Regions from separate parts of the Mus musculus genome. Here regions 1, 2, 4, 5, 6 and 7 are each linked to region 3. Evidence: chromatin loops called from intact Hi-C (ENCODE). Cell type or tissue: left cerebral cortex. All regions are shown on one strand.

What was found. Hi-C counts contacts between places; a loop is a spot of excess contacts. Peaks named below come from ENCODE experiments on the same cell type or tissue, not always from the same donor. Only the 100,000 strongest peaks of a DNase experiment are listed, where the experiment ranks them.
Region 1: a loop joins it to region 3, with 3 times the contacts of the local background. A loop is called at or near these places in 11 of 42 quality-filtered maps.
Region 2: a loop joins it to region 3, with 2.6 times the contacts of the local background. A loop is called at or near these places in 13 of 42 quality-filtered maps.
Region 4: a loop joins it to region 3, with 4 times the contacts of the local background. A loop is called at or near these places in 6 of 42 quality-filtered maps.
Region 5: it touches region 3 in a loop (6-fold over the local background); 4 of 42 quality-filtered maps call a loop at or near these places.
Region 6: it touches region 3 in a loop (2.6-fold over the local background); 11 of 42 quality-filtered maps call a loop at or near these places.
Region 7: it touches region 3 in a loop (2.3-fold over the local background); 6 of 42 quality-filtered maps call a loop at or near these places.

Annotation. Positions count from the first base shown.
Region 1 is chr19:32,106,060-32,110,059 of GRCm38, reverse strand. No RefSeq gene overlaps it. Among named protein-coding and RNA genes, the nearest start is that of Asah2, 4.9 kb to the right of the region's middle. RefSeq lists an enhancer at 1,742-3,409. In left cerebral cortex, a CTCF peak has its summit at 1,823; a DNase peak (open chromatin) is centred at 1,861; H3K4me3 peaks cover 978 bases; H3K27ac peaks cover 1,268 bases.
Region 2 is chr19:32,318,445-32,322,444 of GRCm38, reverse strand. The region is part of intron 2 of Sgms1 (sphingomyelin synthase 1); the gene reads left to right. Among named protein-coding and RNA genes, the nearest start is that of Sgms1, 68 kb to the left of the region's middle. In left cerebral cortex, CTCF peaks have their summits at 433 and 1,931 (motif pointing right); DNase peaks (open chromatin) are centred at 719, 1,929 and 2,845; H3K27ac peaks cover 746 bases.
Region 3 is chr19:32,385,500-32,389,499 of GRCm38, reverse strand. It overlaps Sgms1 (sphingomyelin synthase 1), which reads left to right and starts at 988. Exons shown (of 10, transcript NM_144792.5): 1 at 988-1,280. It overlaps 2700046G09Rik (RIKEN cDNA 2700046G09 gene), which reads right to left and starts at 284. Exons shown (of 2, transcript NR_033198.1): 1 at 124-284. In left cerebral cortex, a CTCF peak has its summit at 1,977; DNase peaks (open chromatin) are centred at 1,719, 1,926, 2,393, 2,768 and 3 more places; H3K4me3 peaks cover 3,292 bases; H3K27ac peaks cover 2,719 bases.
Region 4 is chr19:32,484,566-32,488,565 of GRCm38, reverse strand. It overlaps Minpp1 (multiple inositol polyphosphate histidine phosphatase 1), which reads right to left and starts at 2,797. Exons shown (of 5, transcript NM_010799.2): 1 at 2,007-2,797. The coding sequence starts at 2,625. In left cerebral cortex, a CTCF peak has its summit at 2,047; DNase peaks (open chromatin) are centred at 2,026, 2,317 and 2,694; H3K4me3 peaks cover 3,182 bases; H3K27ac peaks cover 1,217 bases.
Region 5 is chr19:31,975,988-31,979,987 of GRCm38, reverse strand. No RefSeq gene overlaps it. Among named protein-coding and RNA genes, the nearest start is that of A1cf, 110 kb to the right of the region's middle. In left cerebral cortex, no CTCF peak of the experiment used is centred here; no DNase peak of the experiment used is centred here.
Region 6 is chr19:32,115,750-32,119,749 of GRCm38, reverse strand. No RefSeq gene overlaps it. Among named protein-coding and RNA genes, the nearest start is that of Asah2, 15 kb to the right of the region's middle. In left cerebral cortex, a CTCF peak has its summit at 2,055 (motif pointing right); no DNase peak of the experiment used is centred here.
Region 7 is chr19:32,209,240-32,213,239 of GRCm38, reverse strand. All of the region lies in intron 5 of Sgms1 (sphingomyelin synthase 1), which reads left to right. Among named protein-coding and RNA genes, the nearest start is that of Asah2, 110 kb to the right of the region's middle. In left cerebral cortex, CTCF peaks have their summits at 2,312 and 3,057; DNase peaks (open chromatin) are centred at 2,519 and 2,881; H3K4me3 peaks cover 2,008 bases; H3K27ac peaks cover 1,688 bases.

The DNA of each region.
Region 1 (4,000 bases), 280 kb after region 3:
TAGGACATGCTCTTAATCAGTGGCTGATAAGGGAAGGCCCAGCCTGTTGCAGGTGAGCTGGCCTGGGTTCCATGCCAAAGCAGGCTGAGCAAGCCAGAAGGTGCAAGCCAGTAAGCAGCACCAAGGCCTCTGCATCAGTTCCTGCCTCCAGGTTTCCACCCAGAATGAGTTCCTGCTGGGGTCCAAAGAACTGGGACAAATAGCTAAGTCTGGTGCCTATTAGCATATCAAAGCCCATGCTGGCCTCCTAACTCTCAGCATCATAAATGCCAGTTATTCTGGCATCTTGGGGTTCTCACCCCATGGGCTACCCTACACTTCCCCAGCTCGCAGGGTTCCCTTTCCTCAGATTCTCCTTCCTCTGCCATCTCCGCCATGGGTTCTCTTGGCTCCCTCTCTCTTTTGTCTTCCTCTCTTGGTCCCCCTCTCCCCACGCCCTCTCATGGTCTGGATCAGTCTCCTGGCCATGTTTGGTCTACTACTTTCTCTCCCTGCTCTGGACTCTTCCTCTGGTGCATATTTGATTGTAGATATGAGGGATTCTTTATGTTGTATTGAAGATATGAGAAAGACTTCACTCTCCCTCTTATCTACAATGAAAATCTTACCCTCACCATCCCTTGAGGGATCATGTCCTATTTGATACATTGTCAGTGGATTGTAATCCAGGGTATGTAAACTGAATAGACCCCTTACTCCCCAAGTTGTTTCTGGTCATGGTGCTTTAGTACAGCAATGATAGCCACATATTTATTTTCCTTCTTTTTTACTGTGGTAGGATTAGGCAAATGCTCTACCACTGAGATATGTATCTACCCCTCCACGACTTTCCCATAATACCATGTATTCAATAAGTATTCTCGACATCTGGTTTATTTTACTCTGCTTATATTTATATATTCATCTATGGTAAGTGTCATACACACACACACACACACACACACACACACACACACACACACAGGACTGTTTGAGTTCGTACTGGTTGGACCAGTACACCGCTATCAACAATCTCCTAGGTCAGTGGTTCTCAACTTGTGGGTTGCAATTCCTTTGAAGGTGTCGCCCGAAATTTTCTCAGGGATGGCCTAGGACAGTTGGAAAGCACAGGTATTTATGTTACCATTCACAGCAGTAGCAAAATTACAGTTACAGTTATGAAGTAGCAGCAAAAATAATTTTATGGGAGAGGGTCACTACAACACGAGGAACTATATGCATTAAGGGGTCACAAATGATTTTTTAGATCTCCAGGGGCTCATTCCATAATTCCCTGTCCTTGAGGAAATATGAAATTATGTATTTTATATAGATTATAACTCATATTTTATAGATTTAACTTATATATAGTTCATATTTTAACATATCTAATTTTCACCTAATGTACATCATTTTCATTTAAAATATATCATTAATATTTATTCAGTGTACATGATTTTTATTCATTGTATATAATGTATGCAGTTATAATGTATATAAATCACATTCAGTGTATATAATTTATATTTACCGTATATAATCTGTATTTATTTTGTATAACTTCTATTCAACGTATAATTTATTTTTAATGTGAATAATTTATATACACACATGCATGTGTGAATATGGATGTAGTAAATATGTATATAGTTACTAAGGACACAAATAAAACATAAACTTTATAGACTAGACATGTTTCAATGTACATAATCCCTGACTTGCTTGTATGATATATGTTAGTTTCCATAATGTAAATTTGAGGCCCTCTCCGTGGAAATCAGGACTCCTTACTGCTTGTCAGTGCCTGAGCTGTGAGCCTGGAGCTGGTGGCCTGCTGCCTCTGGAGGAGGAGGGAGCTGCAGGAAAAGGGAGGGGCGAGAGCGCTCCAGGAGGCCGCTCGCTCGCTCGGGCTGCGGGGTCCTGTGCTCTCTCCTGCGCCACTTCTCTCTCCCGGCTCAATCGCGGAGCCTTTTCTCTCCCCCGTCTCGCCGCTGCCGCCATCTCCACCCCTGCCTGCCCCAGGGGTCTGTGGACGCCCGGGCAGAGAGCAAGCACCGAGCTGGGCCTGCTGGAGACGGGAGACCAGCGGCCCGCCCGCCCGCCCGCTGCGAGCCTCCTGAGCCACTCCGGAACAGCTTACTTTCTGTTTCCATCTCTTTCGGACCGGGTTGGCCTCTCCAAAAGCCACTTCTCCTAACTCTTATCAAGGTTCAAAGGCTAAAGGTATCTACAGGCACTTTACCTGGTCCATGCACATGGTAATAACTTGAAGTCTTTCCCCAACCTTCTTCCAGGTTGCTAACTTTATTGTACCTTCCTCAGGAAACCAAGGACAACCGTTCACTACAAGATCTAAAACAATTATGTGATTGCTGTTGCTCCACTTTAACCAAGCATATGGCATAGCATGTTTACTTCAAGAAGCGTACGGCCGTTTCCATTTCCCACTTTTTCCCCTGGACTTTTACTTTTTACGATCTCCTCAGTTTTTTCCAATTATCTGTATTCTCCCATGTCTGTACCTCGGAGGAAATTCTCAACATACCTTTACCTTTTCGGAGTGCTCCGGATTTCCCCCACTTAATCCCCTATACTCTCAGAGCTGACCTCTGTTTGAGACACCACACTGCACTGGTCCTGACGTTGCAAAGTCCTCTGATGGGGAAGGGGGGAAAGATAGAAAGATAGGAAGAAGAAAGAGACGGGTACGGGAGAACACTGGTAAATACCAGTCAGTAGCAAATGTATTTCTCATAGCCTTTTTATACTACAGGGCCATGGGAGGCAAAGACACAAGATAACAGAAACAATTTTGCTAAAATGTACACAAGACATTTGGTTCCATCTCCAAACCTTTCTGTTCTTCCACCAAGGTCAATAGAATCTTCAGTCCCTAGCCTTGAGCCTGGGTTGTAGGCCCAGAGCTGCCTTGACTCTACCTGGCAGGAGATCTCTCTCTCTCTCTCTCTCTCTCTCTCTCTCTCTCAGGAGTTGCAAATGGGTCTCTGAGGAAATAGCTGTGGGTGTATATATGAAGGCTTTCCCAGAGAAGACCTCTTAGGGCTGACTGTGAGCAGCGCTAGCCCATGACATGGGAACCCTGACACAATGGAAAGTGAGGAAGGTATCTCAATGTCCATATTTCCTTTCTTTTTGCTTCCTGATTGCCCTGGAAGTGAGTAATGCTTCCCTTCCACACTCCCCATGCCATGACATCCTGTATAAAGGCGTAGGGCCAAAGGATCATGGAATGAATATTCTTCTTCTCTGAAGTTCTTTCTGCCAGCTCTTGGATCACAGTTACATTTAAGTGTGTGTGTGTGTACAATTCACTCTTTCTGTTAGGGAGTAGTAACAAATTGAACAAGCATGCCACAGCTCAACTCTTGGTGAGTATTGGTATGAATAAAGCAGCCAAGAATATCCCTGCATAAGCATACAGTGCCCAGGCTGGGATGCATGTGTGTGTGTTTTCCTGTGGATAAATATGGAGGTGTGAATTGATGGGCTGTGGTGGTAGACTTATATTTAATTTTTTTCCTTTTTTATTAGATATTTTCTTTATTTACATTTCAAATGTTATCCCCTTTCCTAGTTTCCCCTCTGAAAATCCCCTATCCTCTCCCCCTCCCCCCACTACCCAACTCCTGCTTCCTGACCCAGGTGTTTCTCTATACTGGGGCATAGAACCTTCACAGGACCAAGGGCCTCTCCTCCCATTGATGACCAACTAGGCCATCCTCTGCTACATAGAAAATATCTAATAAAAAGAGCCATGAGTCCCACCATGTGTTTTCTTTGATTGGTGGTTTAGTCCCAGGGAGCTCTGGGGTTACTGGTTCGTTCATATTGTTGTTCCTCTTATGGGGCTGCAAACCCCTTTAGCTCCTTGGGTCCTTTCTCGAGCTCCTTCATTGGGAACCCTATGCTCCGTCTAACGGATGGCTGTGAGCATCCACTTCTGTATTTGCCAGGCACTGGCAGAGCCTCTTAGAAGATAGCTATATCAGGCTCGTGTCAG
Region 2 (4,000 bases), 67 kb after region 3:
CCTGGGATTTAATGAAAACCCACACCAAGAGCTTGGAGAATCAAGGTCACTGTGCTAATGTCTGGCAGTGAAGGAGAGAGCAAAAGGGAACGATCTGGAACAATCTAGCTTGGCAATAAGAGATATTCGTTCGCTGCAACTAAGTTAAGGAATTGTGGGAAACGCTTCAGCGTTTTAGAAAGCAAGTTGTGTGTATTAATAGGAAAAGAAATCAATTTATTTCTGAATGTGTGTTGGTCTGCAGGATGTTTTTTCAGAGGCTCTAGCCTCCCTCCCCCACTAAATTGCTGATTTTACTTTGAGGTCAAATTTCCTAAAGTGTTTTAAAAGCTAGCCAGGAAGGCAGGCTTTGGCCTCTAGGGAATGTATATCTTTAGATGGCGACATTTTTCTGTATCTGGGAATCAAATTGGGATTACTGAAGATCTGAATACTTAATTAGCTTTTTAGGATCTTCAGTCACTAACAGAATTAGTGATTTAAATATGAAATTCATTGTTCTTCCACTTGTCAAATGCTTCTCGCATACAGAAGGATAGGCTTGGAGCAGAGGCCATGACTGCATCCTGTGCTCTTCCCGCGCTCACCGGACCCCCTGGAGGACCCGGCAGTGGCATCTTCAAGTTGGATAGTAAGCATCTTGTTTGTGAGCCAGGCTCTGTTGCCTTTCTTTTAAGATCTTGAACCTGGGGAGATGGTGTACCGCATTAGACTCTGAGCTTTAGGAGTAGGTAGACCATGACTCACTCACTGAATTTTAAGTTAGTAACTTGGGTGATTCTCAGCAAATATCTAGAGGCATTGCAATTAAAAACTCAAGAGTTGATGTCTGTGAGGTTCCTGCTGATTTGAGCTCTTTCCTTGCCTTGGAAGCATTGACTTTTGTCCTGTTGCTTCTTATCTGATATATGGAAGGCTGGGGATTCTAGGAAGGAAAGATGTTGGTGGTATGTCCTTTGCGGCTCCATGTTGTAAGATTGTTTTGTTTTTCTATTTAGCTAGAGATATCCAAGACTGTTATCTGCATTAACATTCTGTGCTCTAACTACATTTAGTGAGAAGAAGATGTGAACATACTGACGTGGATGGGTCTCTCGGTCTCTGTCTCTGTGTGTGTGTGTGTGTGTGTGTGTGTGTGTGTGTGCGCAGCTCTTTGGCTTTGCATCTTGCCAGCTACAGGGTGGGTGCCTCCATAGCATTTGGATATGTAACCTATACTTCAATCATAACAATAAAGAGATTCTTAGCAACCATTACCACTAAGGTTTTCATTAGCTTGGGCTTCTTTTTCTGAACTGTGAGTCTATTAGGATTTTGGTGTGTCTCACCATGGTCTCTATAGACCAGAAAAGCCTATTATGTGTATTTGCTGATGCTGGGTTATTTGAATCTCCATCTATTTGTCCCTGGCAAGGGAATGTTATTACTGCTCTGGTTTTTGTTTCTTAAATGTAGCTAGCATCAAGGCTTATTTGTTTTCTTTATCAGAACCTTTAATTGGGTTTATTTCTGCTGGTAGCTGGTATTGGTGCCTAAGGCAATATAGCTGGGGACTAGTGTCTCTCTGTCTGCCTGCCTGCCTGTCTGTCTGTTACTTTTGTAGGCACTCAATTCATACTAGGCAAACACTTGCTCAGTCAGTCATTGAGTTACATCTCCAGCCTTGTGTTGTTGTTAAGTCAGTTTTCCTGTGGAGTACAGGCTTGTGTTAAATTCTTTATTCTCCACCTTCTATCTCTCAAATCCTGGCATTACCAGCAGGAGCTACCACACCCTGCAAAAAGTTCCTCCGGAAGGAATCAAGTCTGATGTCTGTCCAGATGTATGGTCATAAGGTGAGCTGATGTTTGCCCTAAGGTGTGATGCAGTCTACCTTCTGAATCATCAGTGTAAGCTGTGATATCAGATGTGGCAGCAGGTGGCGCTTGGGGGTGGTGACAACTGGTGACTGTTGTTGCAACTGGCCTCACTGTGCGCCTGCTTCACTGAGCTTTAGAGAATGGTTTGCTTTCGCTGCTGTGAGCACAGCTGACAGGTAATAAATACAAGGGCTTCCAGGTGGAGCTTCAGTAGCTCACAGTTAGATGGAATTCAGTGGTGGTTTGCTTTCGTCTGTCCAGATGACCACGAATACAGGAGACCTGCTACAAGAACAGGAAATGTAAGCCTTGTAGTGAGTCCCGTGAAGGTAACACAGCAGCGAGCTCATGCCTTAGACCCATTAACTCTCATCATTGATCCAGACATCAAAAGCAATGATCCAGGGGCATAACGTGGAGCTTCTCCATCTGCCTTTCTCTGTTGAGGTCATTTCAGTGTCCAGCAAGCTAAATATTTGTAGTTTGTGAAACGGAAGATCAAAGAGGCATAGCTTGAGGTGAAAGTAGCTCCAGCTCCCCGAGTAGGAGTGATCATCAAATAATTATTTCCATGTGTTGAATTTTCACTCGTTGGCTACTGATTCATTTCAAATACATGGGAGGAACTCTATCTCCATGTTTAATTAATAGAGCAAGTATGTAAACATCACTAAACTTGGTTCTGTCTTCCAGATAAGATTCCTGAGTCATACAAAGGACAAATAGCTTGACCAAGGCCGTGTGGTTAACCAGTCAATGACTTAAGTCTTGCTGGCTCAGTCCAGTTCCAGGACATTTCGTCATCAGTTAGAATACTCTTTTAAGTGGATTGTGAAACCTCAGCAAGCAAGGTTAATGGGGGCTTTATTGAGGACAAGGGTAATTGGGCTTCATTGAAGAATACTTAATGAGGGCTTCTGTGCGTTCCAGCTGTGTGTGTTTTACTTTCTGTCAAATGCTTCTAGTATGTGGCTAGCACAGCTCGACTGAGTGTGGCCATTGCTGACTTGCAGGCCATTAGATTTTACAAGCTGTGAAACACAAGGGGCCTTGAATAGGAGAAGCTATTCAACATTTGCTCCCGGTGGCAGTTGTTAAAGAGTTGAGTTAGGACTCCAAACACAACATGGAAATCAGTATTGATACCAAGTGTAAGTCATCTGGCTATGTGGAGGCTGCAACAAATTATCATGAACTCAGCAGCTTAAGCATCACGAGTTTGCTTTTTGACAGTTCTGAGGGCCTGAAGTCTATCTAGTACTGGCTTTAATGGTCTGAAGTGAAGGTGTGGGTAGGGCTGCCCCTCCCTCTCTGCAGGGTCTAGGAGAATCTGCTCTTTTCTCTTGCAGCTTGTGGTGGCTCCAGAATTCCTTTTCTTGGGCTGATTTATTTGTCTCTGGGAGATCAGTTGCCTTTCTCCCCAACACCCCTTGTATTTGGTATCAGGCTGGTTCCTACATGTTGAGGACACTTTTGACTGTATATTGGGACAAACCAGGCCTCTCCAATGCAATATCTTTAGCCTAATTGCATTTGTAAAAGCCCCTTTCCCCAACCCCTTGCTGCCCTCCCTTTTTACTTTGTAAAGAAACATGCATAGGTTTTAGGGATTATGATGTAAATTCCATTCAATAGGCCATTGATAGGCCTGGCACATGATGACAGAATTAAGACCTTTCATCTGTCCTGTACAAGTATGCACCTAATTTCAAAAACAATATTGCTAACTGCTTTTACAGTTCAGAGGGTAAAATGTGTAAATATTCCATGGCCAAACAAATCTGAGGACTATTGGGTAGGATGTCTATCTTTGAGGACATTCACAGTGCAGTGAATTCCTGCTATAAAGAAAGTCGCTTAACTTTGTTGAGTCCAAAATTCCTTGGACTTGGATTACAGAGTACTTCTTTTGGAAGGGCATACCTGTTCATAGTTGGTAGAGTGCCTGAGAATGGAAGGAAGCTCTGATCAAATTTTTATTCCCATTAGTATTTCTAAAGCATGAAGTATATGTTAACCAATTATGTGTTGTTTTATGACTTAAAAACCAATGCAAATATGTAGAGTTAAATGACCATCCACCCAACCATCCATCCATCCATCCGTCCATCCATCCTTTAGTTATTAATATAGTCTTACTT
Region 3 (4,000 bases):
CGGATCCCGGACCCTTCTTCGTCTACGGCCCCGGAGAGCTGAAGATGGCTGCCCCGGAGCTCCGCGGACAGTCACGTGTCTCGCAGGCACGGCCGTTCCCCCCTCCCCGCCCCCAGACCAGACCCTGCAGGGTAGCGCGTCCCGGGCGACCCATGCCACGGTGGTACGAGCGGTCGGCCCAGAAGGCCGGAGCTACTGGAGGCTGCTGTCTCTGCCGCGAGATCACCGTCCTGGTACCGGGTTCCACTGCCCGAGCTGGAGATCTGCCGGCGACCCGCACCCCGTGGGGCCATTGGGCATGCGCAGTGCTCCGGCCCTGGTGCGGCGCTCTCCAGGTTTTCGCCGCAGCTCCGAGAGGCGGCGGGAGGTGGGGCCCGGACGGACTAGGGGGGAGGGCCCGGTTCTTCCCGAGAACTCCTGGGCCTTCACGCTGCCTGGGGCTGCGCGATTTAGGAAGCCTGCAGACCCCTGATTTGGGGGGGGGGGGGGGGGGGAGATGGTGGTTTTAAGGATTAGAGCTTCGGAAAAATGTCCCGAAGAGTTTGAGGTTCATCCATTTTAAATGATCAATCATAAGGGAGTCACAAGTGTCGCAGCTCTTGGGCTTGGTGGGAAAGAAAATGCCAGTGTAGTTCGCCAACAGCTGTCCCCGTAGGTAGTTTCACCAAGGCTGAGTTTGTGTCCCCAACCTTCTAGCCGCCTTTTGCCGCACAACTCTCGGGCTGGCTCCTAATAGGGCTTCTGATCCCGGAGGATGAAACCCACCATCTTTCTCTTCTCGTGGTTGGGGGGTGGTGGGGGCGAAAGGGAACCGCATCTCCAGTTCCCGTTTCTAGAAACAAAAAGGACTCCCCCCCCCCCCCGTCCCCACCCCCAGCACACCCCACGGCCAGCTGTCCTGCGGGACTCAGCTGGGTCCCTGGTCGAGCGTCCGCGGTCCCCGCCCCCTGGCCGCCGGGAACACCCGGAGGAACGGACTGGCGTCGCGCGGGAAGCCGACCCGGCTCCGCCGCGGACTGGGCATGCTCGGCAGCCCGAGGTTCCAAGTCAGAAGCCTTCTCGCCAGCTCGGCGGCGGCCGGAGCAGCGGCGGCGGGCTGCCGGCTGGACGGGAGCAGGGAGAGCCGGTTCGGGCGGGCTGCTCGTCCCGGGAGCCTGGCACGCGGACGGGAGAGCGGGATCGGGTGCAGAGTCCGCACGCCGCCCTGCCCCGGTTTCGTTCCGCGGCGCGGGGCTCGGCGCGTGGAAAGAATTCCGGCGGCTGCCACGACTCGCGTGCAAGTGAGTCGCGGGGCGGGGGTGGAGGGCCGGCCTCCGGGTCGCGAGCGGCTGGATCTGACCCGAGTCTCTCGGGCCAGGCCTGACCTCGGTTGACGGCGGGCGGGCAGCCGGGGCGAGGGGGCGTGAGCGCATACCGCGCGGTGTCGCGCGTACCTGGCGTGCGGTCCCCCGCGGCCGCTCGTGGGGGTGGGCGCGGGGGAGCGCTCTGGCGGCCGCGATCCCGGCTCCGAGGGGGCGGGCCGCCGGCGGGGCTCCCCCGCCAACTTGGGCGGGGAGGAAGGAGGAGGCGTCCGTGGGCACCTTTCCGAGGTGCTGCGTGCGGGCTGGAAGGCTGCCTGGTGTCACATTGAGGCGAGCGGACGGTAGCGGGGCCTGAGAGCCCGGGACTGAGGACCTTTCCAGGTGGAAGCCAGCCAGAGGTCCCGTAGTGCTTAGGGGTGGACCCCCAAAATCACAGCCCCACCCCCACAACCCTGGGCGGCAGAGTGACAGTTGGTACCTCCTGGCCTGATCGCAGCGGGGCCAAGAGTCCGCGGCTTTGGGATTCCCTTCAGCACGGCCCCTCGATGACCCCCAACGGCATAACAGGTGGGACCCCCCTTCCCGGAGGAGCGAGCCCCTTCCTTCCCAGGCGGTGTAACAGCCCCTGGCTCGCGACTATTCTGAGACCCCGCGTGTCCTCACCGCGTGGGGGTGTTAAAGGGTAAGGCCTGCAGGGGCATCTGCGTAGCTCTGGACGCGGTTCGTCCAGAGAATGAGGGGTCTGAGTGATCATAGGCGACTTGTCAAGGGCACATCAGTGGTAGCAGCGCTGCCTCTGCCCGGATTTTAAACCCACACTCCAACTGTCTTCCTTTGGTGGCCCCGGTGTCCTGGTCCATCTAACGGATTCTGGATAATGCTTGATCCTTTTTGACTGCCGGGCTAACAGTCGGGGTGGAGGATGCTATTGACCTGGGGAGCTGAGAGAATCCGGGCAGGTGCTTCTCGGATGTTTCATTTCACCTTCAGACAGGACCGAGTTCAGCGCTACACACATAAAAAAGACAGAAGGCTGGTTTCTGACGGGAAGTTTATTTTCAGTGTTCTGAGGCCTGCCTTCTGTCATCGCTTTCCTGAAATTTACCTTCTTCAGATTGGGGGTGTTTCTAGTTGGCTACCTGGTTATGGAAGTCGTGAATGCCTGTCTTGGTGTGCTGTCTGTCAACTCCTTACGCCTTGCCTTCTGGCACTAGGGGCTGAACATCAGCAGGGGTGGGGGCCAAGGGAGCAGAAAGGAGTGAGATTGATGAGGTCTGATCCTGGTGGAAGTTGCCTTCGATTTGGGAGGCAGTTTGGGTCTGAGGAGGCAGGGGAGAGGATGTCCAGGCGTTTCATTGGTCAGAGTGTTAAGTGTCCAAGGAAAAAGCCAGCTGGGGTTGGGTGCCGATGTGGTCAGTTTTTTTTTTTTTTTTTTTAAGGGAAGCCCAGGGATGTTTGGTGATTCAGCAGGTGGCAGGTTTCCAGCTCTGAAGCCTTGCCTTGGCCAAGCAAGCCAGCAAGCAAGCTGCAGAGCCTGTGCCCGCAGCTGGCGGTACCTAACTTTGGGGAAACCTCCCGGAGTGGCCTTCTTATGTGCACCAAGTCTTCCTTCTTGTTTTGCTTCCTGTTTCCTTCTGGATGCCCTGGTCCTTTGGGTTTCCTTAATGCTCCTTTTAAACTACGGAGCACATTTTAACGTCTGTATCACAGACCTGCTGGGTAGCAGGAGATGGCCGCCACAACCGTTCAAGTCAGGTAATTACTGTACAGAGAACCCCTTTCTGTTTCTGCTTCAGAGACCAAACATTTTTATTGTTAGTAAAATAAATACTTTTCTGCCACTTGTCACTGACATTGAACTACTTCACATACCAGGGAACTTAAAAAAAAAACCTACTAATTCAACATATTAAGTTATTAAAGGCACACATTGTTTAAAACATCTTACTCGGAGAACTCTACTGTCTTGCATGCTTGACCTGTATGTAGCTCAGTAAATGCTTATTCATATTTTAAAAAGTTTTTCATAACAGAAGAGCACTAGAATTACTAGAATTTCTCCTTTTTTTTTATGTCTATCAGTGGGATTCTTTCCTGAACAATTTTAGAATAAAGAATGCACAGCAATGTCTGTGTACGTTGTGTGTGTTGGGCACTGAAAGACCCTGGTGTTTTTTCCTAAGATGCAATTGCCCCTTGTTGACCATAGGTTCAGTTTTATATCAAGAGCTTGATACTTGTTCACATTTTCATTTCCAGCTTGGGGCAGGCACTTCTCTTGAGCTGGAGTCAAGGCGCTCTTTTGGGGCCAAGTCATAAAAACCTAAAGGAGGACTTGATGCTAGTTTTTAACTAAAATGTGCTCCGGACAGATATCCTATGTTCTTTGATAAAACCTCATTCCCTGCAAATCGTTTCAGGAGACCTGTAGGTTCCCGACTTTGCCATCCAGTGATAAACACTGCTGTAGAGAAGGTAAAAGCTGCCCAAGGACTGAGCAAACACGCTGGCCAGTGTTGCTCTTCCGAGACCGAGTACAGATGGCTGTGTCTTTGCGTGTTTCGGATGGTAGCAGTCTTTTTTCAGAACTTTCTTGGTGTATGCATGGGTGTTAAAGATTTTGGCTTGTTGGTTCAAACAAGAATATACATGCAAGGAGGAAAAAGGAAAGAGAATATAAATGTGTATTTGTTGCTTCC
Region 4 (4,000 bases), 99 kb before region 3:
GCAAACACAGAAGTGGATGCTCACAGTCACCTATTGGATGGAACACAGGGCCCCCGATGGAGCAGCTCGAGAAAGTACCCAAGGAGCTGAAGGGGTCTGCAACCCTATAGGTGGAACAACAATATGAACTAACCAGTACCCCCAGAGTTCATGTCTCTAGCTGCATATGTAGCAGAGGATGGCCTAGTTGGCCATCATTGGGAAGAGAGGCCCATTGGTCTTGCAAACTTTATATGCCCCAGTACAGGGGAACACCAGGACAAAGAAGAGGGAGTGAGTGGGTAGGGGAGCAGGGCGGGGGGAGGGTATAAGGGACTTTCCGGATAGTATATGAAATGTAAATGAAGAAAATATCTAATAAAAAATTGGAAAAAAAGAGATTTATTGGTGTTCATTTAGTGTGCAACTAGCATGACTCAGTTCTCCCTTTCACAACATGCACCCAGGGACCCGACACAGGGCGTCAGGCGTGGCTGCAAGCCCCTGAACCTGCTGAGCCATCTCAGCAGCCCTGTTGTGCTACTTTAAATGTTCTAGTTTTGACACTCAAGTTCATTTGAATGGATTTAGGAAGATGTTCACTCAATCTAATGAGAAAAAAAAAGTAGCCATAATTAAAAAGCATACTCAACAAATAAGCATACATACATACATACATCAGCCAGTTGAGTTATTCAAATTAGTAACACAACACACAACCATGTGGAAATCTCTAAGAGGTTTTTAAGTATTAGGGGAGAAATGGGAAACTGAATTTTTCTGTTGTTTGAGTCTTTGTCGGCTAATGTCCTTGCTTCAGTTCTCTGAGGCTCAAACTGATAAGCAGTTGCTAACACTTATCCACTCCTAACCCCCACGCTATTTTCTTCAAGTTATCTTACAGGGAAGCCGTATGCATAGCGTTGAGAGCAAGCTCTATATAAGATTCCCTAGGTCCTTGTCTAACTGTATGAAAATCTGCAAATTATTTGGTACCTTTTGCTTCATTTCTTGTGCGTGAGATTGGCAGGGGACACACTTAGCAACTTCATAAAGCAGTGTTAAGTGCCCAGTGTACAGGATGCTCGGCACACAGAAAGCGTTACCGTTTGCCGCAACAGCTAAAACATTTTCCGAAGGAAAACTCACCACTCTAGAAAAGCCACAAATCTGGATACTGGGCCTGACTAGTTCACCACTATATAAGGGTGATGAAGGGGACACACTCTTGGCTTCTTCACCTGTGAAATGAGGATTCCACTACTTGTGCCCCGAAATCCCGAAGCCGTATAATAATGGAATAAGTAGGTGAGGTAATATACATGTGACTACGGACCACAGCTACAACAAGGGAAACTACAGCAAACACAAGAACGAAACAGGGTACCCTAACCCTAAGTAAGGCTTAAAGAGGCTTTGAGGAGCAGCTTCCTAAAAAATCCTTGTAAATGTCGAAACACAGGAAAAGATGTTGTTAACAACAACAACAACAAAAAAGCCAAAAGTCCTGTGATCCCAGCCCTCAGGAGGCAGAGGCAGGTGGATCTCTGTGAAGCCAGCATAGCCTACAAAGCGAGTCCAGGACAACCAGGGCTGAGAAACCCTGTGTCAAAAAAACAAAACAACAAAACTCCCAATTCTCACAAGCAGTTTGGGAGGAAGAAAGTTCTATATTATTAAGTGCGCCCAGGTGTTAAACTACTTGCCAGGAAGGGAAAAGAAGCTAGGTTGGCACTCGGGGGGATAACGCGATTTGGGAATGTGGAATGTAAAACGAGAAGCGATACTTTCTTTCCCCTCCTTCTAGCTGGGTCTCCAGCGTCCCCTACTGCACTCTTGCGCAGAAAATGCTAGGAATTCACACCTGATGAGTGAATGGACAAGCGTATTACTAAAACAACAGAGACAACCAAGTCCACATCCTGGGTCCCGAGAACGCAAGCGGGAAAGGGAGGTGACAAAAAGGGACACGAGGGGAGGCTGGATGAGGGAGTCCGCAGTCTAGGGAAGGCGGAGCGCGCTGTCACCTGAGACGTCGGGAGGTGGCAGTCCTGGGTGGTAATGCTGCCACAACCCCTGGAGGAAGGCGGCGCTGCTGTCCACACAGCGGTGCTTGGAGCTGGTGATCAGCCGCAGGCGGTCGTAGTTCTCCCGGCTGAAGAGGTCTGGGAAGAGGGCAGCCAGACGCAGGGCCAGCTGTCGCATGTCCTGCCGCCCCTTCTCCACCAGCTGCCCGTCCATCCAGTCACCGTACCACAGCGGCCACTCGGCCAGCGCGGCGGCCACTTGGCTCCCGCCATCCCGGGACTCGCGGGTCTGCAGCAGCCCCTGCAGCTGCTTCAGCTTGCGGATCTGCTTGGTCGTAGGGTAGCGGGTGCCGTGACGGATGAGGGCGACCAGCTGCACCGGGGTGCAGGTCCCCGCCAGCAGCTCCGGGTCCCGCCGCGGCGCCACCGGATCGACCAGCAGCCAGGGGTTGGCATCTTCGTAGCGTGTCTTCGTGCCGAAGTAGGGGCTGAGCACCGAAGCCACCGGGTCGCCGCGCCCCGGGAGAGAGCAGCGCGCGAACGACGAGAGCAGCGCCGCAGCCAGGACCGCGGCGGGCGCTACCGAGGCCGGGAGGTGGCTGCGCGCGCCGCGAAGCATCGTGCCCGGGGGCCCCGCGGAGGGCGGCGCGCCGCTTGCCGACCCCCACTTCCGGATCCGCCGGCGGGGGCGGGAGCAGAGCGCACTTCCGGCCCGGGAACCTCAGAAGGCAAGCGTGGTCTCCGGTGCTGTCACCGAGCGAGTGTGGCCGATCGTCTCGGAGCTTCGGTGTGGACAAGTGGAGAGGCGGAAACCTCCGACGAGCGTGTGACACCGGGCGCAGGTGGAGCCGGCGTCAGTTGACCCGGAGCGTGGGCGACTGTCCGGCAGCTTGGCGCCTCAGGAACCGATTCAAAGATTCCTGAGCTGTTTAGGTTTTTCGGTGTGGTAAAAGAGCACACATGAATCCTTTCCTTTTTCTAGTAGGTAGCCCGGCTTCTACCAAAAGAGAAGCTATAGGAGATGGCTTTTGTCCCTTACGGTGTGTTTTCAACATGTGGCCCCTGAACGATCAGTCTCAAGATCCCTCGAGAAAGAACGTCTGTGGCCTTTGCTTACAAGATACCTCCTGAAGCACACGCCCTCCCCCGACCCTCTTGTTAAGAGTTTGAAAATAAGCAGGACACCTCAGAGCCATGAATTTAGAAAGGGGCTTATTCCTTCAGAAATTTAAGCCCTGGGCTTCAATTTAAGTATGATTTTAATGTAGGCTAGAGCTGACACACCACCTCAAGATTGTAAGCTTGTTTATGCCAAAGGCCATTGAGAGAATAGAAACAGCCGTCCTTATAATTTGAGCACACTGAATCATGGCCTCACAGATGCACTCCATTATTAAATATGACCTCATCACTGTATGGAGGAAACACCCATATTCTCCCATGTAGTTAGATATGCAAATCAGTTGAGATTTTAAAATGTGCATGTGTGAACTAGCATGACTATATGTACAACATTTGTGAGCCCACGAAGGCTAGAATAAAGCGTTGGAGTCCCTAGAACGGGAGTTTCAGGCTGTTGTGAGCTGTCATGTGTACTGTAAACTAAACTGGGGTCTTTTTCAAAACCATTAAGCACTCAGTCACTGAGTCAACCCCAACAGTTGAGTGTCTGTCAGGCCACATAGCTCCGAATCTTGGACTCAAAAATCTTGAATCTAAATACCTTGTTTGTTTGTTTTTTTCCTACCCAAACCTCAGTATGTATGACAATTAAGGAAGATTATTAAATGATAAAATGATCCAAACCCAAGGAGATTTTAACCACATTGGCCACATTGGATCTTTCTCATAAGGACAGTTACCATCTGTACTTAATGGTACAGAAAATTGTACTGTTAAGCACTGACCAAGAAGAAAATGTTATAAAAATCCAGAGTAAATTCCAACTTGAATGCTGAAATTTTAAGGCTCAGGAGTGGGGGAATTCTAACAGA
Region 5 (4,000 bases), 410 kb after region 3:
TATTCCTCAGTTGAGAATTCTTTGTTTAGCTCTGTGCCCCATTTTTTAATGGGGTTATTTGATTTTCTGGAGTCCATTTTCTTGAGTTCTTTATATATATTGGATATTAATCCCCTATCTGGTAAAGATCATTTCCCAATCTGTTGGTAGTGGAGCAGGGTGGGGGGAGGGTATAGGGGACTTTTGGGATAGCATTTGAAATGTAAATGAAGAAAATACTTAATAAAAAATTGGAAAAAGAAAAAAAATGAAGAGAATAACAGGAAGGAAACAAAGATTTGGAAAGCAGGCCATAGGGAAACATTCACATTTAGGAAAAAGTGTCCTATGGCTCCAGCTGCATATGTAGCAGAGGATGGCCTTGTTAGGAGAAGGAGAGGCCCTTGGTCCTGTGAAGGCTTGATGCCTCAGTGTAGGGAAATTCCAGGGCAGGGAGGCAGGAGTAGGTGGTAGAACACCTTCATAGAAGCAAGGGGAGGGGGATGGTACAGGGGGGTTCCAGAGGGGAAACTGGGAAAGGAGATAACATTTGATATGTAAATAAATAAAATATCCAATAAAAGAAAAAATATTAAAGAAAAAGAAAATAGCAATTAATATTCATGATAAGAAAAAGAAAAAAGAAAAAGTGTTCTATAGGCTTTTTGTACCTCTTGGCCATCACTTTCTTTAGGTTGAGGAAGTTTTCTTCTATGATTTTGTTGAAGACATTTTCAAGTCCTTTGAGCTGGGAATCTTCGTTCTCCTCTATTCTGATTATTCTTAGATTTGGTCTTTTCATTGTGTCCTGAATTTCCTGGATGCTTTGGGTTAGAAGATTTTTATGTTTTGAATTTTCTTTGACAGTTGTGTCAATATTTTCTAAGGTACCTTCTACACCTGAGATTCTCTCTTCTATCTCTTGTACTCTGTTGGTGATGCTTATATCTGTGATTCCTGACCTCTTTCCTAGGTTTTCCATTTAATGGTTGCCTCCATTTGTGTTTTCTTTATTGTTTCTATTTCTACTTTTGGGTCTTGGACCACTTTTTTCAATTCCTTCACCTGTTTGTGTTTTCCTGTACTTCTTTAAGAGATTAATTTGTTTCCTCTTTAATGGCTTCTATCTGTTTAACTGTATTTCCTGAATTTCTTTCAGTGAGTTATTTATATCCTCCTTAAAGGACTCTATATGTTCATGAGATAAGATTTTAGATCAGCTTTCTGATTTTCACATATGTCAGTGTATCATGAGCTTTGCAGGCTTTCCCTCCCTCTCTTTCTTTCTTTTCCCCTTCCTTCCTTCCTTCCTTCCTTCCTTCCTTCCTTCCTTCCTTCCTTCCTTCCTTCCTTCCTTCCTCTCTCTCTCTCTCTCTCTCTCTCTCTCTCTCTCTCTCTTTCTTTCTTTCTCTCTTTCTCTCTTTCTCTCTTTCTTTCTCTCTCTCTTTTTTGTTCTCTCTGTTTTACTTCCTTCCTTCCTTCCTTTCTTTCTTCCTTCCTTCCTTCCTTCCTCTCTCTCTTTCCTTTCTTTCTTCCTTTATGTATGTATATTGTGTGTCATGTGCATGTAGTGTGTATGCTCATGCATGTGAGTGCATGTTTGTGCACATAGTTCAAAGCTAGAAGTTGACCTCAGGTGTACTTCTTGATTACTCTCCAGTGTTTTTCTTGAGATTAAGGTCTCTGGGTGAACTGGATTGTGCAGATTCTGCTAGCCTCAGTGCCCAGCTTCCCTGGGGAATCCTCCAATGCTGAGATTTCAGGCAGGCTGCCACACACACCTGGCTTTTATATGGATACTGGGAATCCGAAATGTGGTCCTTACGCTGGCATGACAGGCAAACCCTTCATTATGGGAACATCTCAGCTCCTTATCTGTTTATTTATTTAGTCTTTTTTTTCCCCATGTAGGATCTCAGCCTGACCTTCAGCTTGCTATAGAGCCAAGGATGCCCTTGAATCTGTGGCCCTCCTATGAGTAGCACTCATGAGATTACAGATGGGTGCCATGACTGTAGACCTGGTTTAATTATTAGTTGTAGCTTCATTTTAATTAGATTAAGGTTAATTTCATTTCTGTTTGCCAATAAGGCTTTTGTAGTAAATGTTTTTTTTTCTTTCTCTATTACACAAAGCCATAGACACATAGTGCCTGTCTTTTCACTTCAACTATGATTGGCACTAGATTTAGTAGCTGTCAGCCTGATCCATTCCTTTAAAAGACAGTCAGATATTTCTCCAAAACAGGTTTCTTTTGTCTCCTGGGAAAAGCAACATAGCAACCACTGATAGTGGGGTATTCACCAAGAAGACTATTGAAACATGGGTTTAAGTCAACCGAAAGTTTTTATCAGCCAGCCAGTGACTACACTGGGTGTTCATGATCCCAGTGTAGCACCAAGCCTTTCTTAGGGTGAACTTTTAGGCATAATATCCTAGGGAAAAAGATGGCCATCCAGCTATAAGAACCCTACAGAACTCCAAATTAGCAGCACTAGAAAGTAAAAGCCTCACAAACTATTATAATTCAAATACTATAGGTAAAATATTTAGAACACAGAGTAAAGAATGGGTATTAAAAGCAGCAAGAAAGAAAGGTCAAGTCACTTATAAGGATAGGTCCACCTTCTACCATGCCTGGTAGTGAGAGCATCCAGACTGGGGGGCTGTGTATATGGTGGTAGGCTTTCCTCCATCTGAGAGCCTGGGTCAGATCAATCAGTTCTGTTCTATGGGCTTGAGCCAGGGAGTTCTCACACCAGAGAAAGCCATTGTTAATACAGGGAAGCAGAACTGACAAACACACAGAAACACACACACACACACACACACACACACACACACACACAGAGAGAGAGAGAGAGAGAGAGAGAGAGAGAGAGAGAGAATAAAGACAACCAGGGGTGGCCATGTTTATAACCTGAACAGACAGAAGGATCCAGAGACATCTTAGTTCCTGGACACTGGATCAGCAGCCAAGTCTGACCTCTCCTTTATGTCCAAACAGAAGGCATCTTAACCAGACTTACCCTTGGAGGTGACAGACCAGGCAACTTTCTAATTTGTTTCCTTTGGAATGGAGGTGTCATTTCAAAGGTGCCTTTGAAGCATTAGGCAGCAATTGACCCTAGAAGTTCCCTGATCACCATACTCTTCCTTGCTCCAATGGCCTCTGAGAACCCCAATATCTTGAGGTCTAGAGCTTGGGACTTCAATGCGACCCCCAGAATTCTTCTTTTCTCATTTGTGAGTGTTTAAGCACAAAAGCCATGCTCTGCATTGACATACTTCAGTTAACAAAAACAGGCAGAAGCAGCACTGTAGAAGCTACAGAGCAAGGTTAGTACATTTTGAGGCTTTCCCAGAACTATGAACATATATGGATTGTTTTTTGGTTTTAGTTTTGGCATGTGGCACTGTCTATGTGCTGAGTTTTATGGCCTGAATGGTGCTTCCATCATGGAATCAGTTGTGCTAAGGTCTGGGCCTCTGTTCCATTTCGAGATGCCCAGTGCTCCCTATTGCTTCATGGTCTTGTCACTGGAGAGAAATTGGACATGTGCATATTTCACAAGGAAGGAAATAAGAACAGCCTGGTGCTTCAACTGCAGTGAAAATGACAGCGGTTGATTTAATTTCTCTGAATTTTATTTTATTCATTTTATACCGGAAATCATGGTTCCTTAAAACATTAACATTTTTGCTCATTGAGAAAAATTAAAATTTTTATTAACCACGAATTACTGTGCTGGTTAGTTTTTGCCCACTAGACACAAACTAGAGTCCCCTGGGAAGAGGGAGCCTCAGCTGAGGAATTGCCTCCCTTAGCCTGGCCTACAGGCTTGACTGATGATTGATGGAGCAGGGTCACTCTTGGCAGCAGCATCTCTGGGCAGGCAGATGTAAATTCTGTAAGAAAGCAGGTTGAGCAGGCAGAGGAAGGAATCCAGGAAGTAAAGCCTCCTCTCTCTGCTTCCTCCCTCTCCCCACTTCCTGTTCAAGGGTGAGCCAGATTAACCCT
Region 6 (4,000 bases), 270 kb after region 3:
TAGCTTTGGCTTCGAATGCTCTATTTCCCTTTTACCTTCAAAGGGTACCTTGCTGATATTGAATCCTAAGTTGCACGGTGTTGATCTTTTATAGCCCGCATTTTGTTTACATGGCTTCTCAAAAGAGGTCTGCTGTCATTCTTGTTTCTCTATAGTTGAGTCTTTCTGCTTGCTTCCTTAAAAATTGTCTTTGCTGTCTGCAGTTTGAATAGGACGTACCTAGGTGATATTTTGAACCTGGAGCTCAGTAAGGTTTTAGAATATTCTCTCTCTCTTTTTTTTTCCTTTTGCATTTCACATAAATATCAAGCTTACTTAGTCTTCAGCAGTGTCTGTCCCATTAATCAGCACATCACAGACACTCTTTGTGTTACAACCCTCATGATTTCCTGTGGCCCTTTCTGCTTATAGGACTCCCCTCTTCCTTGCCTGACTTTGTCCAGTTGTGTCCTCCATAGACTTAAAGTTCTCTAGATATTCCTATGTGTGTTTCTTGAATCTCTTTCTTTAAAAAAAAAATTCTTTTATTTTATGTATATGAATATTTTGCCTGAACAAATGTATGCGTACCACATGAGTGCCTAATGTCCTTAGAGGTGAGCAGAGGGCATCAGATCTCCTGTAACTAGAATTGTGGATGCTTGTCAGCCAACATGTGAGTGCCAGGAACTGCACCCAGGACCTCTGTAAGATCATCAAGTACTCTTAACAATAGAACTGTCTCTCTAGCCCTTGACTCTCAGTCTTAGTCTTGATTTGTATGTTCTGTCTTCAGGGTATTTATGCCTTTTAGCAAACTTTGCAAATGTCTTTGCTGATAGACATATTAGGTTGGGAAATAGGAATTTAGTTTTAATATATTTGTTCATCAGTATTGTAATTAAGACTTGCAACTATAGATGCCAGAGGCCCCGTAGTTTTTTGATATACTACTATTTTGGATGTTGATCTTGACTGAGCTTCCTCATAGTTTCATAATGGGTGTGGGCTGTGTTCCCAAGCTTGAGTTTCACAAGTAAATATTAAGCGTTACTCTACACTTGTCACTCAAGTGTTTTGTCTCCTTAAGTCAGATGGGAAGGTTAGAGGGAACTGGCATAGGATGAAGGGCCCCAAGCGTTTCTTATGTTGACACTGGTTTCTATTCCACCTCCAGCAATTCATCAGGCTTGCTGCAGCTACCTTCCTGAAGGCAGAACTTGGTCATTATTCTAGACACACACATATTATGGTGTGGCAGTTGGACCTGTGATTTCTGTTTTGTGGTGTGTCCAATAAAAGTTGTTCTCTATTTGATCCAACATTTTCTCTCTATAAAGATGGGAATGATGACTCCCACACTTTTACACTGCAGAAAAGAGACACTGGTGATTTCTTTTGTAGACAATAAGTGGTTATCTATAAAGTATTGTTAATGACTGAGCCCACAAACTTGTCTGCTAAACAATAGTTGAAGAACTGCAAGCAACTATCAGAGTCTACTTTGTGTTCCAACTGTCAACTCAGATGTCCAGGAGATCATGAGCAGAAAGTGACACAGGTGTGAAAATTAGACCAGTCATAGTCTAGGACAGCGGTTCGCCGCCTCCTTCCTAGTGCTGTGACCCATTAGTGCAGTTCATTACGTTATGGTGAGGCCACAATCATAAAATTATTTTCATTGTTACTTCATAACTTTGTTTTTTGCTACTGCTTTGAAATATAATGGAAGTATCTGCTATGCAGATGGTTTTAGGCGACCCCTGTGAAAGGGTCGCTCAACCTCCAAATAGGTTGTGACTCAGATTGAGAGCAACTGCTCTAGGACCTTGTAATTGACATTCATTTAGATTATTACCAAGACCCACCCATTCTCTAGGCTTTTTGGCAATCAGTCTCCAGAACCTTTGATGTGCTGGTGCACCTGGTGATGCCCATATGGGACCTAGAATGCAAGCCCAGCTATCTTATTGGGACCTCATGAAACAGAGCTTTTTTTTTTTTTTTTTTTTTTTTTTAGATTTATTTATTATTATATCTAGGTACACTGTAGCTGTCTTCAGCCATACCAGAAGAGGGCGCCAGATCTCATTACGGATGGTTGTGAGCCACCATCTAGTTGCTGGGATTTGAACTCAGGACCTTTGGAAGAGCAGACGATGCTCTTAACCACTAAGCCATCTCTCAGTCCCAGAAACTGAGCTTTTATAAAGCAAAGGACACCATCACTTGAATGAAGAGTCAGCCTACAGAATGGGAAAACGTCACTTATATGTGGCAGAGGATTAATGTCTTGAAAAAAAATCCTCAAGAAAACTAAACATAATAGTTAAAAGAGAGGGCTCAGCAGTTAAGAGCACCGGTTGCCCTTCCAGAGGACCCAGATTCAATTCCCAGCACACGCATGAGAGACACAACTCCTGTCTAGAGTCCGTACTAGAGTCTGTAACTCTAGTCCCAAGGACATCCTGTTTTGGCCTCTGTGGTCACTGCATGTATGCAGGCATATATGAAGGCAAAACACTCAAACGCACAAAGATTATTTAAAATTAAAAAACCCTAAATACCAAGTAACTAAACTATCCAATTAAAAACTGAGGCATGGAACTAAACTGAATTCTCAAATCATACACAACACACACATCTCTCTCTCTCTCTCTCTCTCTCTATATATATATATATATATATATATATGTGTGTGTGTGTGTGTGTGTGTGTGTGTGTGTAATTATCTCTATACCCATAGATTATTGTATTATATATATATAATATATATATATATATATATATATATATATATATATATATATATATATATATATGAGGGGTTTTTTTTTGTAGTATTCAACATCCATAGCCTTCAGGAGAATGCAAATTAAAATTAGCTTGAGATTTCATCGTACCCCAATCAGAACATATGTGATCAAAATAAGTAAATTAATGACAACATGCAGGCATGGATTTGGGGAAGGCGAACACGTATTCACTGCTGGTGGGAATACTAACTGCTGCAGACACTATGGAAATCAGTGTGGAAGTTGCTGTTAAACCTGGAAATACATGTGTGGTCCAGCTAGACCACTCCTGGGCATATACCAAAGGACTCTATATCTTACTGCATAGGCACCTATTCATCCATGATCCTTGCTGCTCTAATTGACAAGAGCCAGGAATGGAAGCATCTTAGATGTCCATCAAAGGATGCATGGACCATAAAAATGTGAGACATATACACACTGGAACTTTATTCAGCTCTAATGAAATCAGGAAAGTTTCAGGGAAATGGATGGAGCTTGAAATAATCTAAGTGTAGTAAACCCAGACCCAGAAAGACACTGCATATTCTCCCTTATGTATGGATTCTAGCTTTGAATTTATACGCTTAATTTGGAGTACCAGGAGGAGCATAGTAAGAGGCCATAGTGATGGATGGTGAGGGATGGGGAATTGAACATAGATGGTTAGAAGGAGGAAAGCAGAATAGCAGAGCAGGAAACATTAGATAATGGAAGGGCAGGGCAGAGTGTGGAAAGAATATCTTGTGTATTGTTTGGATGCATCACCTGTCAATTTAAAACCTATGGCCTATAGGAAAGGGTAGAGTAGAAGGTGGGCCATCCAGGAAGCAGAAAGAATTCTGGGATAGAGCCAGGTACAGGAATGCATCCCCGGAAGATGTAATTAGACAGACACATGGTACTTGAGCGCAGGAGTATTTAATTATGACCTAATAATAGAAAAGCATAGCTCTATGGCCAAGGTATTTATAAATATATTTGAGTCTGAGTCTTATTTCTGGGAGTATGGGGCTGGAAGGAAGAACCAGACATAATTACTACAGTAGAGGAGGGAGTATGGAGAGAGATAAAGCTAAAGACATATAAAAAAGGCATAGGAAAACTCAACACAGAAACTTCTTTAAGTGTGTTTGTGTTGTGTGTGTGTGTGTGTGTGTGTGTGTGTGTGTGTGTAAAAGAATTTAAATAGTTATACTATAACTGGTAACAGTAACCCTACTACT
Region 7 (4,000 bases), 180 kb after region 3:
TTAGAAAAGAGCAACAGTTTCGGAAGGCCCACTCTCATTTAGATTTTGTTGTTAGCTTGGTGTCATTTTGAAGAAATCTTGGGACTATGGAATGAATGGCTCTAATGAGTCACAAGGAGATCTGGGAAAACGGCTCAACCTGTAAAGAGCTTGCTGTGTTTGCTGTCTGTCCAGTAGGTCTTGAGTTAAAATCCTAGAACACACCTAAAAAAGGCCAAACGCTAGAGCCTAGGTTGTCATGAGTGCTTAAGTAAGGGCTCTTGGAGGCCAAACCTGATAAACCTGAGTTTGATCCCTAGGAAACCGTATGGTGAAAAAAGAGAACTGACTCCTGTATGTTGTCTCTGACTTCATACATACATGTTGGTACTTCTGCCCCCAAACAAACAAAGGAACAAATGTTCAGGGGAGCTGGGCAAGGTGGTGCACACTTAAATCACAGCCCTGGGGAACTAAAGACACTGGGGAATTCAGGCCAATGAAAGACCTTGTCTCAAAAAGCAGACCAACTCAAAAGGGATGTTCCTGAGAAAGAAACCCAAGATTTCCCTCTGGCCTCCATGCATAAACATACCCATAGCCATGCATGGGCTTGTGTCTATGTACATACCGTACCGTACCATACCGTACCGTACCGTACCGTACCATACCATACCGTACCATACCATACCATAATACCATACCATACCATACCATACCATAATACCATAATACCATACCATACCATACCATACCATACCATACCATACCATACCATACCCACAGAGAGAGAGAGACAGACAGACAGAGACAGAGAGACAGAGAGACAGACAGACAGAGAGACAGAGAGACAGAGGGGAGAGAGAGTGTGTGTTAAACCCAAGAGATATTCTCTAACCCTAAGAAGTAACAATCTGCACCTTGAAAACAAATCTCTTGAGCGGAACCATGCCTTCTCCATGCAAGCCTGATGACCCAGGTCCAATCCTTGGAGCCACATAAAGGTGAGAAGAGAGAACAGACTGCAGTGGGAAGAGAGAACGGACTGCAGGAAGCTAGTCTCTGACCTACACACCTGTGCTCAATCACACACAGTAATAACCAATAAAACACCTTTCTTCCCGTCAGAAACTCCGCCGGTATTAGTGATTAATTTGCATTTAATAGATCAGGACCCAGGGAATTGAGAGTTCTGCAGTCTCCTACAATTTGTCAAATTTCAACTGTTTAAAGTTTCTTTTAAACGTTTTTATTAAAGTATGATGTTTAAGCCACAATATCTAGAATGTTTAATTTATTCATGTTTAAGTGTATTTAATTTTGTCCTAAATAAAATCACTCCTTTAAGATTCTTTTTTTTCCTAGTAGTCCTTTTGTTTTAATTATATAATATCAAGTGCAAGAAACTTAAACTATACGCCTAAGTTTCTCCTGATTTAAGAGGCTCAGAACATACAACACCAACAACTGTTTCAGCTCTAAAAGTCCATGTACTTTTAGTATAAAAAATGTTTAATTAAAAGCCAGTTTATTCACTTAAGATTTCCTTCCTTTTCAGTTCAGGGGGTGGGACCCCTGGTGTATGTATGTTAAGCCAGGATTCCTCACATAGCCACATTTAGCCCTGCCTTCCCCTTAAAAAACAAAACAAAAACTAACCAAACAAAAACCTCTTTAAACATTTGAGTCAGAGTCTTCCTAGATTGCCCAGGCAGGCCTCCTGCTCCTACCTCTGGACTAACTGGGATTACAGGTCTCTGTCACCAAGCTCTGCCCAGTCTATGGCTGTCTACAACTGAGGACTTCCAGATTCAAGACTCAGCTTGTCTGAGTATCTGCTCTGAGGAGCACAGTACCAAGTGCCTTGCATGGAGGGTCACCTATAATCTGGCCACCTCTGTTCCAGGGCTCATTGCAGTTCATTAAGTTGCTGGTCAGCTCTCAAGGCTGCTTTGAAGGAGGTCTCAGAGCGCTTTGCATCCAGTACAGCCTCACCTCGGGAATTTGTACCAGCAGAAACCCACTAATCCTGGCTTCAGGAAAGTTTCTCAAACTTTAGAACTGCTCGAGTTCTTAAAAGCTTAGACTGGGGTGGGGGCTGTGGAAGGCTGCTAAACTCGTCCTAAATCAAGAATGGAAGGTTCCGCCTTAACCAACAGTGAAGGCGCTTATTGGTTAGGCTTGCGCGGGGCCTGACTCACTTCATTAGCTGTAGCAGAGGGCCACGCCCTACATTCCAAAAACCCTGTGCAGCCTGAGGCGCGCGGGCCGTGCTCCTGTAGTCCCTTGAGCTCCGTGTCCTCTGCGTCTGGCTGTGCTTCCCAGAGGCGGCCTGTGGGGACCGCTGGCCACTCCCAACCGCTGGCCAGCTGCACGCAGAGACCCGCGTAAACTTGTCAGGAACTTTCCAGGAGGCTGCCTTTGGGAGGAGAGGTACGTGTGGCTCTTTGTGGGAAGGCAGTTCGTTAAGATTTTCTCCAGGGTGATGCGTTGTAGCAGCGCCAGATGGTGGGACTCCAGGAAAAGTAGGCAAGGAGCAAGCCGTGCTTGGCTTCCACAGAGCGCTCTGTGATCACCAGTGGGATTTCCTCCGCCAAGCGATGTCAAGGGAATGACTCACTAGATGGGCTTCAGTGCTAAACTAGATACTGCCTAGTGGCAATGCGGTTGCTGGGACTGTGTGGTTCTGAATCGGTAGGGCAGGCAAGGCAGGCAAATCAACAAATGCGCCAAATTCGGTGTGATGCTACTAGCCCTGAAGTTCCAAGTGTATAATCTACAACCCGCATACAAGTGGTTTCAGTTTGAGGTTGTCGGACTTCCCTAGAGTTGGTTTTTGAAAGGTGAAACTGTATTTACGGCTTGGGTACTGAGATTTTTAGGAGTACATGCCTTCTCCAAACTCACCTCTCCATAAGGTCTTCCAGCCAAAACATCTCGGAGAAGCTGGTGACTGAGCTCCGTACAGGGTGCCAGGAGGAAGCACGTGCTGCCAGTGTTTTCTAGACAGTGTTTATTCTGCAGGCTGCTGCTTCTCTTAGTGCTACAAGGTGATTGCCCTAGTGAAAATAATCAAGAATGCATGAGGGTTGCTTTTGTCTTTTTTTTTTTTTTTCCTTTCTTTTGCTGTGTGTTATTACTTGAGTTGTCCCCAACAGAAATCTGAGCGGTTTTCATGAATGGGGCAAATTTTCATTCTACTTGTAGCCTCTTTGAGTCACTTTGTGTGTTCCTGGGGATACATCCCAAGGTCTCCACTGTGATGCATCCCGCCAGTTAAGCTAAATCTCAAATTCTTGGTCATGTCGGTTTTAAATTTATGTAAAAACAAAGTTGGTAAGCGTCTTTAAAAACTCTGGGCAGCAAATTTATTTGTATTGTACACATTGATTTTTATTTTATTTCTTGGTGGTGGCTGTTGGATCTAGGGCCTCTCATGGAGCTAGATCTCTCAGCCTCCAGGTTACAAGGAAATTTCTTGCCTTGCCGAGGCTTGGGAAGGTGGTGGGCTGGAAAATATCTTTTGATTTTTTTTTTTAAGGAAATATACAAACCGACAGAGATGCTATCGGAAGTGGAGTTAGTGTGTACCAGATAGGCAGGCACTCGGCATTCTGGTGGCATAGGCAATAACAGGGTCATTTTAAAACTGACCCATGGTTGAGAGTGTGAATTAAGCCAGGGACATTGTAGTGGCTATTCCTGGTTGTCAACTTGACAATATTTGGAATGAACTACAATCCGGAATTGGAAGGCTCACCAGTGACCCTTATCTGGAGGCTTGGAGATCCTTATCTGGATCTTGGTTTGAAGATCTTGAGCCATAGTGGCTATGGATTCCAGAAGATTGAATCTCCGAGTTAAGGAACACACCTTTAATCTGGGCTATGCCTTTCATCTGGGATTAAAGGTGTGGTGGAACACACCTTTAATCTGGGCTACACCTTTTGCTGGAGACAATATAAGGACATTGGAAGAAGGGAGTCTAGCTCTTGCTCTTGCTCCTTCGCCTGCTTGCTGC